Linked DNA regions of Homo sapiens: region 1 is linked to region 2. Evidence: chromatin loops called from intact Hi-C (ENCODE). Cell type or tissue: mammary epithelial cell. All regions are shown on one strand.

Region 1 (8,000 bases), 350 kb after region 2:
CACAGAAATCCATGAGATGTTGAAGTCTCATAAAATGATAGAGCTGGAATGCACTTTTATAACTATGTGGTTGAAAGAAAAAAACAACTTTATGTCAATAATCACAACACTTCTGATACCAAATGTGTGGATTTTCCACACTAAGCAGTCAGTTCTCCAACTCCTCATACACCAACTGGATGTCCTCAATTCAATTCAGTTCAATTTTGATTTCACAAAATCTACCTGAAATTAGCATCAGATACTGTAATCACCCAAATGTGTTCTTCTTGCCCGCTGCACAGATAAACCCAATTCACTGAGACAGCATTATTGCAGTAAACAAAGAGTTTAATTAATGCAAGGCTGGCCAAGCAGAAGGATTGGGGCTGTTACTCAAATCAGTCTCCCCAAAGACGCTAGGGTTTTTCAAGGATAGTTTGGTGGGCAGGGGGCTAGGGAATGGGGAATGCTGATTGGATGGGAGATGAAATCAGAGGGGTGTGGAAAATGGTCCTCGTGTGCTGTCAGCCTCTGGGTGGGGGCCACAGGTCCAGCTGAGTCCCTGGTATGGGTGAAGTTAGTCATCAAAATGCAAAAGTCTGAAAAACATCTCAAAAGACCAATCTTGGGTTCTACAATAGTGATGTATCTACAGGAGTAATTGGGGAAGTTACAGATCTTGTGAGCTCCAGAACAATGGCTGGTTATTGTTTTAACTGTGCCTACATCTTAGCAGAATTCAGGCCCTCTTGTAATCCTAACCTTGTGGCTTTTCATTAGTTTTACAAAGGCAGTTTAGTTTGCAGAAGGGCTATTATCATTCTTGCTTTAAGCTTAAACTATAAACCAAATTCCTTTGAAAGTTAGCTTGGCCTACACCCAGGAATGAGTGAGGACAGCAAGTGTGTGTTGCTGGAAGCAAGATGGAGTTGGCTGTGTCAGATTTCTCTTACTGTCATAATTTTGCAAAGGTGGTTTTGGCCTCACAGGTTAAGGGCTCAGTCCCATAAGACTACCCCATTTCAGATGCCAATTGCAAGTCCTGGGCCCTCTGCACTTTTGACCAACTTAACTACAAATTAGGGGTTCCTATGACCTCCTGCTCAGGTTTGACAATTAGCTATAATAGCTCATAGAACTCAGAGAAACACTTCACTTACCAGTTCATTAGAAAAGATATTATAAAGGATACAGACAAACAGCCAGATGGAGATGTATATATAAAGTCCAGAGGGGTCCAAAAAGCAGGAGTTTCTGTGCCAGTGGAGTTTGGGATGTGCCGCTCTCCCAAAAAGTGAATGCATTCACCAGGAGGCTCTCCAAACCCCATTGTTCAGGGTTTTTATGGAGGTTCCATTAGTTAGGCATGATTGAGTAAATTGTGGCCACTGGTGACTGAACTCAACCTCCAGCCCCTCTCCCCTCCCTGGGGGTCAGGGGGTGGGACTGAAATTTCCAACCCTGTAATCACATGGTTGGTTCCTCTGGCAACCAGCCCCCACCCTGAAGCTGTGTGGGGCTGGAATCCCCCAGCCATCTCATTAACATAAACTCAGATGTGGTTGAAAGGGGCTTATTATGAGTAACAAAAGATGCTTCTCTCACCCCAATCACTCCGAAGTTACAAGAATTTCAGAAGCTCTTTGCCAGGAACTGGGGAAGAACAAACAGATTTCTTATTCTATCATAACATCACACTGGCCCACCTTCTCATTGTGCATATGAAGAAACTGGCCCAAAGCCACTCAGAGTCTAGAACCCATTTCCTCACTGCCTGTTTGAGCTGTTGCCCTGATAATGTTTATGTGGCTTCATAAGCAGGTCTGGTTGTCAGGGCTTCAGTGGAGGCACATGGATCCGCAATGCCCTCTTCTTGGGCAAAGAGGACATGACATAGGACGTCAGTGGGTGCACGTATGGCTCCATCTGCCCCCTAGTATTTGGGAGGCTGCATCATCTTAAATAAGGATGGCATTAAATTGCCTTAACCTAGTATTTAATACTCATAAATACTCACTTATGAGTATTTCTCATAAGTGGTTTTTGGACTACCTATGTTAGAATGATCTAGAGTGCTTGTTGAAAATGAAGGCCCCACCCCTGGTTTGTGGAATCAGAACCTCTAGAAGTGGGATTGACAATCTGCCTTCTTAACAAACTCAGATTCACTTAAAAATAACAATTTTTCAATAGAATAAAACTTATTGGCAGGGCATAGTGGCTCATGCCTGTAATCCCAGCACTTTGGGAGGCTGAAGCAGGAGGTTCACTTGAGGCCAGGAGTTTGAGACCAGCCTGGACAATATAGTGAGATCCCATCTCTAAAAAAAATTTAAAAATTAACTGAGCATGATGGTGTGCACTTGTAATTCCAGCTACTCAGGGGGCTGAGTTAGGAGGACTGCTTGAGTACAGGAGTTCAAGGCTGCAAGCTATGATTGCATCACAGCCTGAGTGACAGAGTGAGACCCCATCTCAAAAAAAAAAAAAAGAAACTTCTTTGGTGAATCATTCAGATTGTGTAATCTGAGATAGATTAGATAGCTGGAGATTTGTAAATGGATAAATGGTTTCTGGATTTATGCAAATAAACTTAATAGCTATCTCTTAGGAGTAGAAATGGGCCGAATAGACAGTGGCACTTTCACTGTTCTAAGCCACTTGGAAACCTGGAATGCAGAACATAAATGTGTTTGGAATCCGTTTTGTAAGTATTTCTGCAGTTAAACTATTTGTTCAAGAGACTAGAAATGTCTTACATCATTATTTACTGCTAATATATGGGAGAAAGGAAATACCCCTTTGTTGATATAAGAGGACACAGGAGGAGCAACCAGGGGCATTAGGGGAGATCCACGTGAGTTCATTTTTCCACTCAGTTATCCATTCAGCTCATATTCACTGAACAGCTGCCATGTGCCAGGAATTGCTGTAGGTTCTGGGGACACAGAAAAGAACAAGGCAGCAAGGTCCTCAATCATGTGGAGCTTATAGTATATCGTGGGGAATAATACACCAATAAAGAGTTCAAAGAAGATAAATTCAAATTGTGGCAAGTGCTGTGAAGAAATAAAGAAGCTATGTCATTACGGATGGTTGGAGGGCTACTCTCTGGTGGGCAGGGATAGTTTCTCTGAGAGAAGACATCTGAACCGAGGCCCAAACAGCAGGAAGAAACTAGCCATATGCATATCTGGGGAACAAGATTCCAGAAAAAACACAGCCTCAAGGACAAGGGTCCCAAAATAAAATTAGCTTGGTATGTTTGAGTACATAAAGAAAACCACTCCACTCTCACTGCCTCACTTGACTAACCTTAGAAAAAAAAGTAAAGAAAACCACTGTGGCTAAAGCTTAATGACTAACAGAACATACAATAAAAGTCCAGGAGGAAGATAGGAAACCATGTCCTATAATCATGCTCCAGTATGGAGTTCAAATTTCATTCTTAGTGTAACAGAAAGCCTCAGGGGAGCTACATTCAGGGAGGGATGATTTGCTATCTTCAGATTTGGGTTTCAAAAAAATCACTCCAGAGCTCAAAACCACTCAGAAACTCAGAGTACGTTTTAAGAAAATATACATCTGCTTCAGGAAAAAAAGGTTATTGTAAATTATTTTTAAAAGAGCTAAAGAAATGACAAGATATACCATATACGTGGAAAGGAAGATCAATATCATGAAATGTTGAGTATTTACAAATTCATTGTAGTTCTAAGCAAAATCCCCAGCATTCTGAAATATGAATGCAAATGTAAGTATTCAAGAATTTTTTTTTTTGACAGAGTCTCTTGCTCTGTTGCCAAGGCTGGAGTGCAATGGCATGATCTTGCCTCAGTGCAACCTCTGCCTCCCAGGTTCAAGCGATTCTTGTGCCTTAGCCCCTCAAGTAGCTGGGATTACAGGGGTGCATCACCACACCTGGCTAATTTTTGTATTTTTTTTAGTAGAGATGGGTTTTCCCCACGTTGGCCAGGCTGATCTCAAGCTCCTGGCCTCAAGTGATCCACCTGCCTTGGCTTCCCAAAGTGCTGGGATTACAGGCATGAGCCACCATGCCCAGCCACATTCAAGAATTTAATAAGGGAGTTTTGTGAAAGAATAAAAGATTAGGAGTTCCTCTATCAAAATTTATTATAAAGCCATAGACAGTATTACTGGTGAAGGGTAATTGAAAAATAGATCAATAGGACAGAAAAGAGAGCCCAATGATGAACTAAACAAATATGGTTCTTTCTATATGATATAGGATGCTTTAGAAGTTACAGAGGAAAACACAGTATCAAAAGTAAATGGTATTGTTACAACTGATAGCCTGTAAGAAGAAAAAATCAGATTCTTACATAACAGTTTGTACAAGAATAAATTGTGAGATGGATTAAAAACTTAAATATAAGAAATAAAAATGTAAAACCTTTAGATGGGGAGAAAGGAATCTTAGAATAAAGTAGATTTTATAAACTAGAGTCTCAAAAGTCACACTCAAGTTTGGATGAATTTCACTATATCAAAATGTATAACTTCTGCATAACATGGCACCATAAAATAAAAAGACAAACAACAAACTGGTAGAAGGCATTTGCAACCCCAAATAACTACCAAAAGCAAGTTTCCAGAATCTCTAATGAACTCCTACAAATCAAAAAGGGAAATTTAAACTACCCAATAGAAAAATAGACAGCTTATTAACAGGCACTTCCACAAGGGGGAGACATGAATGAGCAGTAAAAATTGAAAAGGTTTTCCACAGTGCTAATAAAAGCAGGAAATGCAAGTTTAAAAATCATAATGAAACTGCATTTTATGCCCGTCACAATAGCAGAAATTCAAAAGGCTGACAATGAGACTTGGCAAAGAATTGAGGTAAACAGGCACTCTGAGCTGTGGCAGGTGGCACTTTGGAGAGCAAGTTGTCATTCCCTAGTTAGACTTCTAAACACACAGATTCTACCACACAAAGATTCTACTTCGGGACAGAAATCAGCAGCATTTCTCAAAGGAGGGACTCTTGGTATTTTGTGGGGGACAAAATATTTAGGACTCTCATGCACTGTACAAAATTTAGCATCCCCTGCCCCATTCCATCCCCATCTCACGAAAGATTCTCCCACATTTCCAAATAATACCTTGGAGGATTGGACCACCCCAGGTGAGATTTACCAGGAGAAATTCCTGCATATACCCACACAGTACTGCCATGTACTCTCATGTAGGTTGTGCCCCAAACACCTCTCACAACTAAACAGGGAGGCCTCTGTACAGAAGGAGAATCATGAGGATGTGTGCTGTCGCATCCTTTGTTATAACAAAAATCGGACACTACCCAAATAGCCATCAGTCCACAAATGGAGAATTAAACTGTAATTCAGTCATACGACAGAGCACTATGCAACAGTTAATAATCTAGATCGCAAAAAACCATGTTGAGCAAAATATAATAGGCAGCATAATACTCTTTATAAAAAGTTTTAAAATTACAAAATCATAGAATATGTTTGGACACATGCACACACACACACACACACATACACACACACGCACACGAACTAAATATCTACCAAATTCAGAATAATGGTTGCTTCTGAAGATGAAGAAAGAATTGGACTGGAGAAATTAACATAGAAGATAAATTCTGTGTGGTTCTATCACTTAAAAGAGTAAAGACAGGATGTGAAAAAATATGAAAAACAACGTTTGTTAGTTTTGACTGATGGGCGCATGGATAGGAGTTTGTTGCATTTTCTTCTGTATATTTCCATATTTTACCCCCACTTTGGCTGCTGAATATACAGTGAATGGGGATGAGTGGAAGGGTGAGGATGGAGATTGGGTGGTGGGAGGCAGTACTGGAACCAGAGAGGAGCCAGGCAAGGACCCCAGCATCCCTCCCTCAACTGCTTTGAACTCCAAGAGTGTGTGACCACTTTTTTGCTTCATTTATCTATTGCCCAAAAGGTTTTCCTGGATGAACACTTCCCCTTGTAGCATCCTCTGCCTTCCAAGTATTGAAATTGTCACCTAAGCAAGCCAGGAATTTGTCAACAGCTAGATTTTTAGCAGAATGACACATTCAAGTGATGTCTAAATAATTTAAGTCTGCCCCATCCCCATTCCTACAATTTTGCTTCTATATCCTTTTTTGTCTTGAACATATTTTTATTGTGGTAAAATATTCATAACAAGGCTGGACGCAGTGGCTCATGCCTGTAATCCCAGCACTTTAGGATGCCAAGGCCCAAGGATCATTTGAAACCGAGAGTTCAGGAACAACCTGAGCAACAAAGCGAGAACCTGTCTCTACAAAAAAAATTAAAAGTTACCCAGGTGTGGTAATGCCGCCTGTGTAGTCCCAGCTGCTCAGGAGGCTGAGGTGGGAGGATCACATGAGCCAAGAGGTTCGAGGCTGCAGTGAGCCACAATCGCACCACTACACTCCAGCCTGGGTGACAGGGCGAGACCCTATCTTGACAGTATATATGTATATACTATTATATTATATATAATAGATAATAATATATTATGTAATTATATATCATATAGTAGTATATATAGTTACATATAATATAGTAGTATATATAACAGTATTATATATACTTTTATTTACAATAATAGTATATATTTATGTAGTATTATATTAGTATATGTTATATAGTATATATAATATATAATATATATTATACAATAATAGTATATATTATATAGTATATATACTACATATATACTACATATATACTATAGTATATATACTATATATGAATATAAATATATATAGTATATATAAAAATATAAATATATATAAATATAGTATATATAGTATATATAGTATTTATACATACTTTATATAGTATTGTATATAATATGTATTTATATATATTATATTTATATAGTATATATACTACATATATACTATAGTATATATAGTATGTATACAAACTTTCTCTGTATATATATAGTATATATATTTATATAGTATATATAATATACTATTAAATATTGTAAATAATATACTGATATATAATAGTACATATTATATATTTTAATTAATATTTATTATATTATATAATACATACTACATATAACAGTGTATGTTATGTATAATACTATGAATAGTATACTAGTATATACACTAGTGTATATATTTTATATTATATATATGTATATATACACACATACATAACATAAGAGTTACCATTTTATCAATTTAAAAATTACAATTGGCCAGGCACAGTGGCTCATGCCTGTGAACCCAGCACTTTGGAAGGCAGATGCAGGAGGATTGCTTGAGCCTAGGAGTTCCAGACCAGCCTGAGCAACATAGTGAGACCTCATCTCTATAAATTTTTTTTAAAAAGCTGGGCATGGTGGCGCGTGCCTGTGGTCCCAGCTACTCAGGAGGCTGAGGTGGGTGGGTCGCTTGAGCCTGGGGGTTTGAGACTGCAGTGAGCCATGATTGTGCCACTGCACTCCAGCCTGGGCGACAGAGTAAGACTCTGTCTAAGTGCATTCACAATGTTGAACAACCACTACCACGATTCATCTCCAGAACATTTTTCATCATCCTGAACTGAAACTCTATGCCCATTAAACAATAACTTCCCATTCCCCAGTACCCCCAGCCTCTTGTAAACTCTGCTCTACTTTCTGTCTCTGTGTATTCAACTGTTCTAGATAATAATTACTATTCAACTATTCTAGATACTAATCACTCCATGTAAGTGGAATCATACAATATTTGTCCTTTCATGTCTGGCCTATTTCATTTAGTATAATGTTTTCAGGACTCATTTATGTTGTAACATATATCAGAATCTCGTTCCATTTTAAGGTGAAAAGAATTATAATCCATGTTATGTATATGCCATATTTTGTTTATCCATTAATCTGCTGATGGACATTTGGATTGTTTCCACCTTTGGTAATTGTGGATAATGTTTCTATGAACACTGGTGTACAAATATCTGTTCAAGGCCCTCCTTTCAATTCTTTTGGGTATCTGCCCAGAGATGGAATTGCTGGAT
Region 2 (8,000 bases):
CGAGACTCCGTCTCAAAAAAAAAAAAAAAAAAAAAAAGAAAGACGGTGTTTGTAAGCTTCACAAACTGCTGTGCATTCAAGCAGCTTTAAATGTTTTACTACCTGCAAAAGTATTTAGGAAATTCCTCATAGGCACTAAAAGAAAAAAAAATCCTTTCAGATTAGATTCCCTTTTCTAAATAAGAAAGAATGCTTTGCCATATTTCTAAAATGAATACAAACTAAACACAATCTTCAAAAATAGCAACAGAGGCCAGGCGCAGTGGCTCATGCCTGTAATCCCAGCACTTTAGGAGGCCGAGGCAGGCAGATCACCTGAGGTCAGGAATTCAAGACCAGCCTGGCCAACATGAAGAAACCCTGTCTTTACTAAAAATACAAAAATTAGCTGGTGTGGTGGCACATGCCTGTAATCCCTACTACTCGGGAGTCTGAGACAGGAGAATCATTTGAACCCAGGAGACGGCGGCTGCAGTGAGTCAAGATTGTGCCACTGCTCTCCAGCCTGGGCGACTGAGCGCAACTCCGTCTCAAAAAACAAAAACAAAAATAGCAACAAAAGATTAAAATTTTGCTTCATAACAGTGGATTTGATTTATGATGTAAAAGACCCCTATATAAAATGTTGTGGTATACATATGAACAAAAATAAATCACAGATAATCTAAAAATGTGTATTATATACTTATATTTTTTAAATACGTGCCTTTGAAATTAGATTGATTTAATATATTAGCTTTGTATGAGAAATATTTTGAAAATATTTGCATGTTGTAATTAGATTTATTTTTTACCTTTTATTTTCTGAAACACGGTTTCACTCTGTCACCCAGGCAGGAGTGCAATGGTGCAAAGAGGGCTCACTGCAGCCTCAACCTCCCAGGCTCAAGCAATCCTCCCACCTCAGCCTCCCAAGTAGCTGGGACCACAGGTACACACCACCATGCTCAGCCAATTTTTAAAATTTTTGTAGAGATGAGGTCTTGTCATGTTGTCCAGGCTGGTCTCAAACTCCTGGGCTCAGGAGATCCTCCCACCTCGGCCTCCCAAAGTGCTAAGATTATAGGAATAAGCCGCTATGCCCAGCCTAGATTTATTTTTAAATAATGTAAGACAGTTCATTGTTTTTTAAAAACCAAATGCAATATTTATATCAAGAGTTATCACGTAATTTTCTATATGTTTTTTAAAAATTAGAAGTGTCGTATATCAGGCTCTCTTAAAAAGAGGCAAATATTAATTTTAATGCATGTTTCATGGCATCTATTAAAATATACTAGTTTGCAAATGAAAACATAATACATCGCTTGGGAGAAAATTAAGATTTTAAAAGAAAATCTATTTACAACAGCATCAAAACATTTAAATAACTAAGAATAAATCTATCAAAAGATGAGCTAACCATTCCACTCCCAGGTATTTACCCAAAAGAAAATACATCATCCACTGAAGACATGTACAGGGATATTCAGGGCAGCTTTGTTCCTCATATCCTCACCTAGGAAAGAACCCAAATGCCCACCATAATGAGTAGAAAGATTGAATAAATTATTCATACAGAGCCTACTACTCACACAGCATCAAAAAGTACAAACTACTGTTACATGTCCCAGTACGAATGTACTTCAGCTATACTGTTAGACTAAAAAAGCTAGTCACCAAAGAACAAATACTATTTGATTCCATTTCCGTGGAGTTCAAGAATAGACAAAACTAAGTCAGAGTGATTGAGGTCAGACTAATGGATTCTTTCGGGAAGTGCTTACTGGCTAAGATGGGGAAAAGGGAATCTTCTACTGTGCTGGAAATGTCCTAATTCTTGACCTGGGCAGTAGCTACATGGATGTGTATCTATGTATAAATAAATAAACAAATAACAAATGCAAAGCAGCCTGGATGACACTGCTATTTTTTTAATGCATGTGAATTTTAACGTGTTGCCATTACCCTGATGACCAAGCTACCACGATTAAAATGCCAACCAAGGACATGAGAATTGGTTCTCCAGCATCTTACCTTGCCATTAAGGCACAAGAAGGGAGATGCACAAAGTTTATAGCCCAGTCCATAGGATCATCAGGTCATCTTTACAGTCATCTATTTGGAAAAGGAACCACGTCAAACAACACAAAGCCATCTGACTTTCTGTAAAAACAAAAAACAATGCTTTAATAAGGGGTCACATTTCTGATGAAGGGCCTGATGCCCAGCTTTGTTCACATACATAACACCACACCCTATTTCGTTAAGCAGACCAACCACAATAGCCACCTGCAAATGTGAAGAAACTTAAATAATTATATATATAGCTCACCTTTTCACAGAAAAAGATTATAGAATATGTGGAAACAGCAGTTTCCCTCAGTGATCTTCCCAATGGGGCTATTTTGCTCAAGGCCAGAAGTTGGGGGAGACTCTGTAGAAAAGATACTAGGAGAGGAAAGAGGTCGTTGGCTACCTGGATGCCACTGCCTCCTATACACTTCATATAGCTGGGGTGACATGGGTGGGACAATGGGTGCCTCGTGAACTGCTCAAATCCCAGTCGAAGAAAATGATGTCAGACGCAAATGGCATTCCTGCCTCATTTGAGTAGGTGTTGCCCCACCACAGCCAGAAAATATTCAAACTGTCTGATTGAGATAGCACAACTTATAAATGAGGACACTGTTGTCTATGTGCCATTATGGATACCAAAATGGCATAAACTGAAGATCATTCCAGTGCTGGCTTGTACACAGGAACTAAGTGAAGCTCACTATCTGGGGCCCAATACTGAGATTCACTTCTAATGCATGTGACATTACATTCATGTTGCCAAGTGTTGGTGAATACATAAAGAAAAGTAGTGTTCTTCCACATAACTGGGTTTTTAAATATATACCTTATATACATTATAGGAGTGGTTCTCAACAGGAGCAATTTTTCCACCCAAGGAACATCTGGCAGTGACTAGAGACATTTTTGGTCATCATAACTTGAGCATTGGGAGAGGGTGCATGCTATGAGCATTGGGAGAGGGTGCATGCTATGAGCATCTAATGGGTAGAAGCCAGGGACGCTACGTGTTCCACAACACACAGCACAGCTACTCACACCAAAGAGCTATATGACCTAAAATGACTAAAATGCCGAGCTTGAGAAATCCTTCACTATACAGCATAGATAGCTATAATGCAAAAATTCAAAGAGGTAAATCAGCAAATTAGAAAATCTGGCTGGGTGCAGTGGCTTACGCCTGTAATCCCAACACTTTGGGAGGCCGAAGCAGGCAGACTGCTTGAGCCTAGTAGTTCAAGACCAGCCTGGGCAACATGGCGAAACCCCATCTCTACAAAAAATACAAAAAAATTAGCCAGGTGTGGTGGCAAGCGCCTATAGTTCCAGCTACTCAGGAGGCTGAAGTGGGAAGATCACTTCGGCCCAGGAAATCGAGGTTGCCCAGGAACGGTGATTGCACCACTGTACTTCAGCATGGGTGGCAGAGGGAGACCCTGTTTAAAAAAAAAAAAAAAAAAAAAAAAAAAAAAAAAGCTAAAGACTTTAGCCCATAAAACAAGAAAAAATTTAAAGTAATAAAGCAAATGAAACATTTAGAAACCCTTTAATTTTCCTCTTCAAATATTATACAGGGTAAAGCTTTAAAAATATGTATGTGTAATTAAAATATGCAATGCTATCTTTTTAGTGGAGGAGAGGAAATTTTTAGTGGGGCAGAGGAATCAATCAATAAGGAATTTTATGAATAAATTGTGATAAAACTATACTATTAAAAAAATTAGCCATTAAAAGTAGCGATTTTGAGCTAAATGTACTGATTTGGAGAGATGCCAATAAAATAATGCCAGGGAAGTCAAGTTACAAGATTCTGTACCCAGAACGAGTCCACTTTTGTAAAAATTAGAAAAACAAATTTCTCTAGATACATATCTTATTTGCATGGGTTGGGGAAGGATTGTTGATATAAACCAAACTCTTAATATTGATTTCTTTAGAAGAGTAGGATTAGGGATGGTGAGTAGGGAAATTAACCACATTTTATCTATACACTATCGTTATTCTTTTGGAATTTAAAAAAAAAATCATATAATGAAAGCTTGAGCTTAAGAAGGGAGGGAAGGAAAAAGCAAGGAGATGAGAGAGGAAAGAAAAAAAGGGCATCACTGTAACAGCACATAGGAAAACTTGAATCTGTTGTTCCTATTTTTACCAGTGAGTGCTGCTGTTGACCAATTTAATGGATAAAAGCAGTGAAATAAAATTGAAGAAAGCAACTCCAAACATCTGGCCCTTTGCTCACTATCAGACCCTTTCAGCTAGCAACACAGTTTAGTTCAGTTGGCTTTGTTTTGTTTCGTTTCTCTGATCCACTACTCATCTTTGAAAATTCTGCATCAGATAGTGATGGAATCAACTAGTCATATCTCTTTTCAAAAACAGAGGCAGCAACTGTGCTAGATGACAGCTTCACTTCTGGCAAGTACAGATGAGGATTCAGCACATCCGTCTCTACTTCAAGGAGCAACTCTCAGGGCACAGCAACTTAATTATCCAAGTCTCATTCCCAGAAAGTTCCCCGAATACCTCTGCTCCACCAGTCTTGGAAACTAAGGCCTCCTCTACTGTTGTTCACTATTATTCAAAGCATGAAACTGCATTTTCCAAGTTCTACTGCACCAATGAAATAGACCCAGCATGAAACATATAGGCAGTTCTAATAATGCCTCTTGCATACACACTTAAATGCACACACAGGGATGTCATGCAGTGCATAGCTTTGAAAAACGCACAACTGCTGCATTCCAGTATTTTGCCTCTACTTGCCATTAGATGCCACCAGCCCTATCTTGAAAAACAACAGAATAATAAGATTTAAAAGAGAAAAAACTGTGCCAGTTTGAACTTTCAAATACCCAAGGTTTTTATATTTTGCATAAGTAGCCATTCTTCTTAACTTGCCATGAAGAGGTCTTGAGCCTCTTGGGTCTCTAGATTCCTTTCTATTGACAGGCATTTTCTTACAACTTGCACATAAAGAATTGCAAAACATGGTTGTTTTTGCTTGCAAAATAATGATTTGTTACCATACTATTAATCCAGTACTAGTAAAATGAACTCAGGAACATGTATTTGTCTTTTCTCTGTTATGACACTCAAACCACCACCACCACCACCACGCTGTTAAGAAGAAAACAACTTGGAGAGCTCTTCAGCGATCATGGAGTTTTCTTTCATCCCAGACTTGAATCACAGTTGCGGAGGCCGGATTTCACAATCCCCCTCAGGGACTGCAAGTGCTGGCGCCAATCACAGCATTTCCCTGATTAGCAAACTGGCTTTAGACCCTTCAAAAACTTTCACATTTGAAATTTAACACATCTATATTTAGAACATGACTTGCAGGACATTTGCTGTACGCAAAATGGCAAAAGAAAAAAGGGCATTGGGACTATATTTGTTCATATAGAAATACAGAGATGATAACTCTAGGACCTCAAACAGAAGCAGAAACCTAGAAATTAGTGTCTCTAAAAAGAAGTTAGTGTGGGAGCTCGCAGAGCATCCACCATCTACGGTCTATTATTATTGGATGCATTTGGAATTAAGAAGTTTAATATCTTAAACCTACAAATACTGTGGCCAGGAAGTTAGTATATCTGCACGAGGACTTGGGTCTTGTATAAGAAATTCGAGAGTGAGAGAAATGAATCTGAATTTCATGCCTAGGACTGAAAGTGGGGTGCTGCTCCTCAGCTACAGCCATTTGTTGATTGGACAGACTAGGGACTTGGAATTTCCAGATTCTCCAGTTTTCCAAGAGAAGCGAGATATAGGGGTTTTGATGTGAAAGTTCCTAATTTTTAAAAAATATTGACCACTATTTCACATTTGTCAAAAACTGATTGTCCATGGGCCACATTCAGCCTGTGGCCTTGGGGTTTGCAACTTCAAGTAAGATGTTGAAATACTCAATGAAGTAGTAAAATTAGTGCCAGGTGATAAATGTGAAATTTTTAAAATTGTGGTAAAAAACAAATAAACAAACATGTTACATAAAATTTACCATTTTAACCATTTCTAAATATACAGTTCATTGATGTTAATTACATTCACATTGTTGTGCAAGAGATCTCCAGAACTTTTTCATCTCGCAAAACTGAAGCTCTATACCCATTAAATACCAACTCCCCTTTTCCCACTACCCCCTCCCCCTAGCAACCACCATTGTACTTTCTGTCTCTATGAGTTTGACTCCTCTACATACCTCATGTAAGTGGATTCATACAGTATTTACCTTCTTGTCACTGGCTTACTTAACTTACTATAAGTGGATTCATACAGTATTTACCTTCTTGTCACTGGCTTACTTAACTTACTATAATGTCCTAAAGATTCATCTATGTTGTAGCATGGCATATGACAGGATTTCCTCCCTTTTTAAGGCTGAATAATACTCCATTGTATGTATGCAGCACATTCTGTTTATCCATTCACCTGCTGATGGACATTTGGGTTGCTTCCACTCTTGGCTATTGTGACTAGCACTGCTATGAACATGGATGTGCAATTATCTATAGGACCCTGCTTTCAATTCTTTTGGATATATATATATATATACATGCACACAAAACTGGGATTACTGGATCACATGAGAGGTTTGTTTGTTTGTTTTTCTGAGACACAGTCTCACTCTGTTGCCCAGGCTGCAGTGCAGTGGTGCGATCTCCATTCATTGCAGCCTCTGCCTCCTGGGTTCAAGCAATTCGCACGCCTCAGCCTCCCAAGTATGTGGGACTACAGGTGTGTGCCACCACGCCCAGCTAAATTTTTTATTTTTAGTAGAGATAGGGTTTTGCCATGCTGCCCAGGGTTGTCTCGAACTCCTGGCCTCAAGTGATCCACCTGAGTTGGCCTCCCAAAGTGCTGGGATTACTATTTTTAATTTTTTATGAACCTCTATGCTCCTTTCCGTAGCAGCTGTATCATTTTACAATCCCACCAACAGTGCACAAGAGTTCCACTTTCTTTACATTCTCAACAAGAGTCATTATTTTTCTTTAATAGTAGCCATCCTAATGAGTATGAGGTGATACTTCTCTGTGGTTCCGATTTGCATTTCTTAGATGATGAGTGACATTGAGCACTTTTTCACGTGCTTGTTGGTCATCTGTATACCACTTCTGGAGAAATGTCTCTTAAAGTCCTTTGCCAATTATTTAATCAGGTTATTTTATTTTTTGTGATTGAGTTGTGGGAGTTCTTTATGCATTCTGGATATTAACCAATTATTAGATATATGATTTGCAAATACTTTTTACCATTCTGCAGTTTGTCTCTGCAGTCTGATGATTGTGTCATTTGATGCACAAAAGATTTTAAGTTTAATGGAGTAGCATTCATCTGTTTTCTTTTTTTTTCTAGCACCTAGAAGACTGTCCTATGTCAATTTTTTATTTTGTTGCCTGTGCTTTTGGTGTTACATACAATAAATCATTGCTAAGTTCAATATCACTATGTTTTTTCCATACATCTTCTTCTAGGAGTTTTATAGTTTTGGGTCTTACATTTAGGTCTTGAATCCATCTTGAGTTAATATTTGTACTTTGTGTAAGATAAGGGTCCAACTTCATTCCATTGCATCTATCTAGTTTTCCCAACCCCATTTGATGAAGAGACTGTCCTTACTTCATTGAATCATCTTGGCACCCTTGTCAAAGATCATTTGACCGTATATGCAAGGGTTCACTTCTGAGCTCTCTATTCTATTACATTGGTCTATTTGTGTGTCTTTATGTCAATACCACACTGTTGTGATTATTGTAGTTTTGTAATGTGTTTTGAAACCAGAAAGTGTGAGTCCTTCAAATTTGTTCTTCTTTCTCAAAATTGCTTTGGCTCTTCAGGTAAATGCAAATTTTTGGTGAAAGACTTCTGGGTCAAGTTTTTCCAAGGTCCAAGATGTTAAGGGTTCTCTTTCAATCTTCTACCACTAGTAGTAT

What was found. Peaks named below come from ENCODE experiments on the same cell type or tissue, not always from the same donor. Only the 100,000 strongest peaks of a DNase experiment are listed, where the experiment ranks them.
Region 1: a loop joins it to region 2, with 5 times the contacts of the local background. A loop is called at or near these places in 2 of 110 quality-filtered maps.

Annotation. Positions count from the first base shown.
Region 1 is chr3:69,436,570-69,444,569 of GRCh38, reverse strand. It overlaps a transcript of FRMD4B not described here. Among named protein-coding and RNA genes, the nearest start is that of FRMD4B, 54 kb to the right of the region's middle. In mammary epithelial cell, a CTCF peak has its summit at 4,684 (motif pointing right); no DNase peak of the experiment used is centred here.
Region 2 is chr3:69,788,532-69,796,531 of GRCh38, reverse strand. The region is part of intron 1 of MITF (melanocyte inducing transcription factor); the gene reads right to left. Among named protein-coding and RNA genes, the nearest start is that of MITF, 53 kb to the right of the region's middle. In mammary epithelial cell, a CTCF peak has its summit at 4,206; a DNase peak (open chromatin) is centred at 5,251.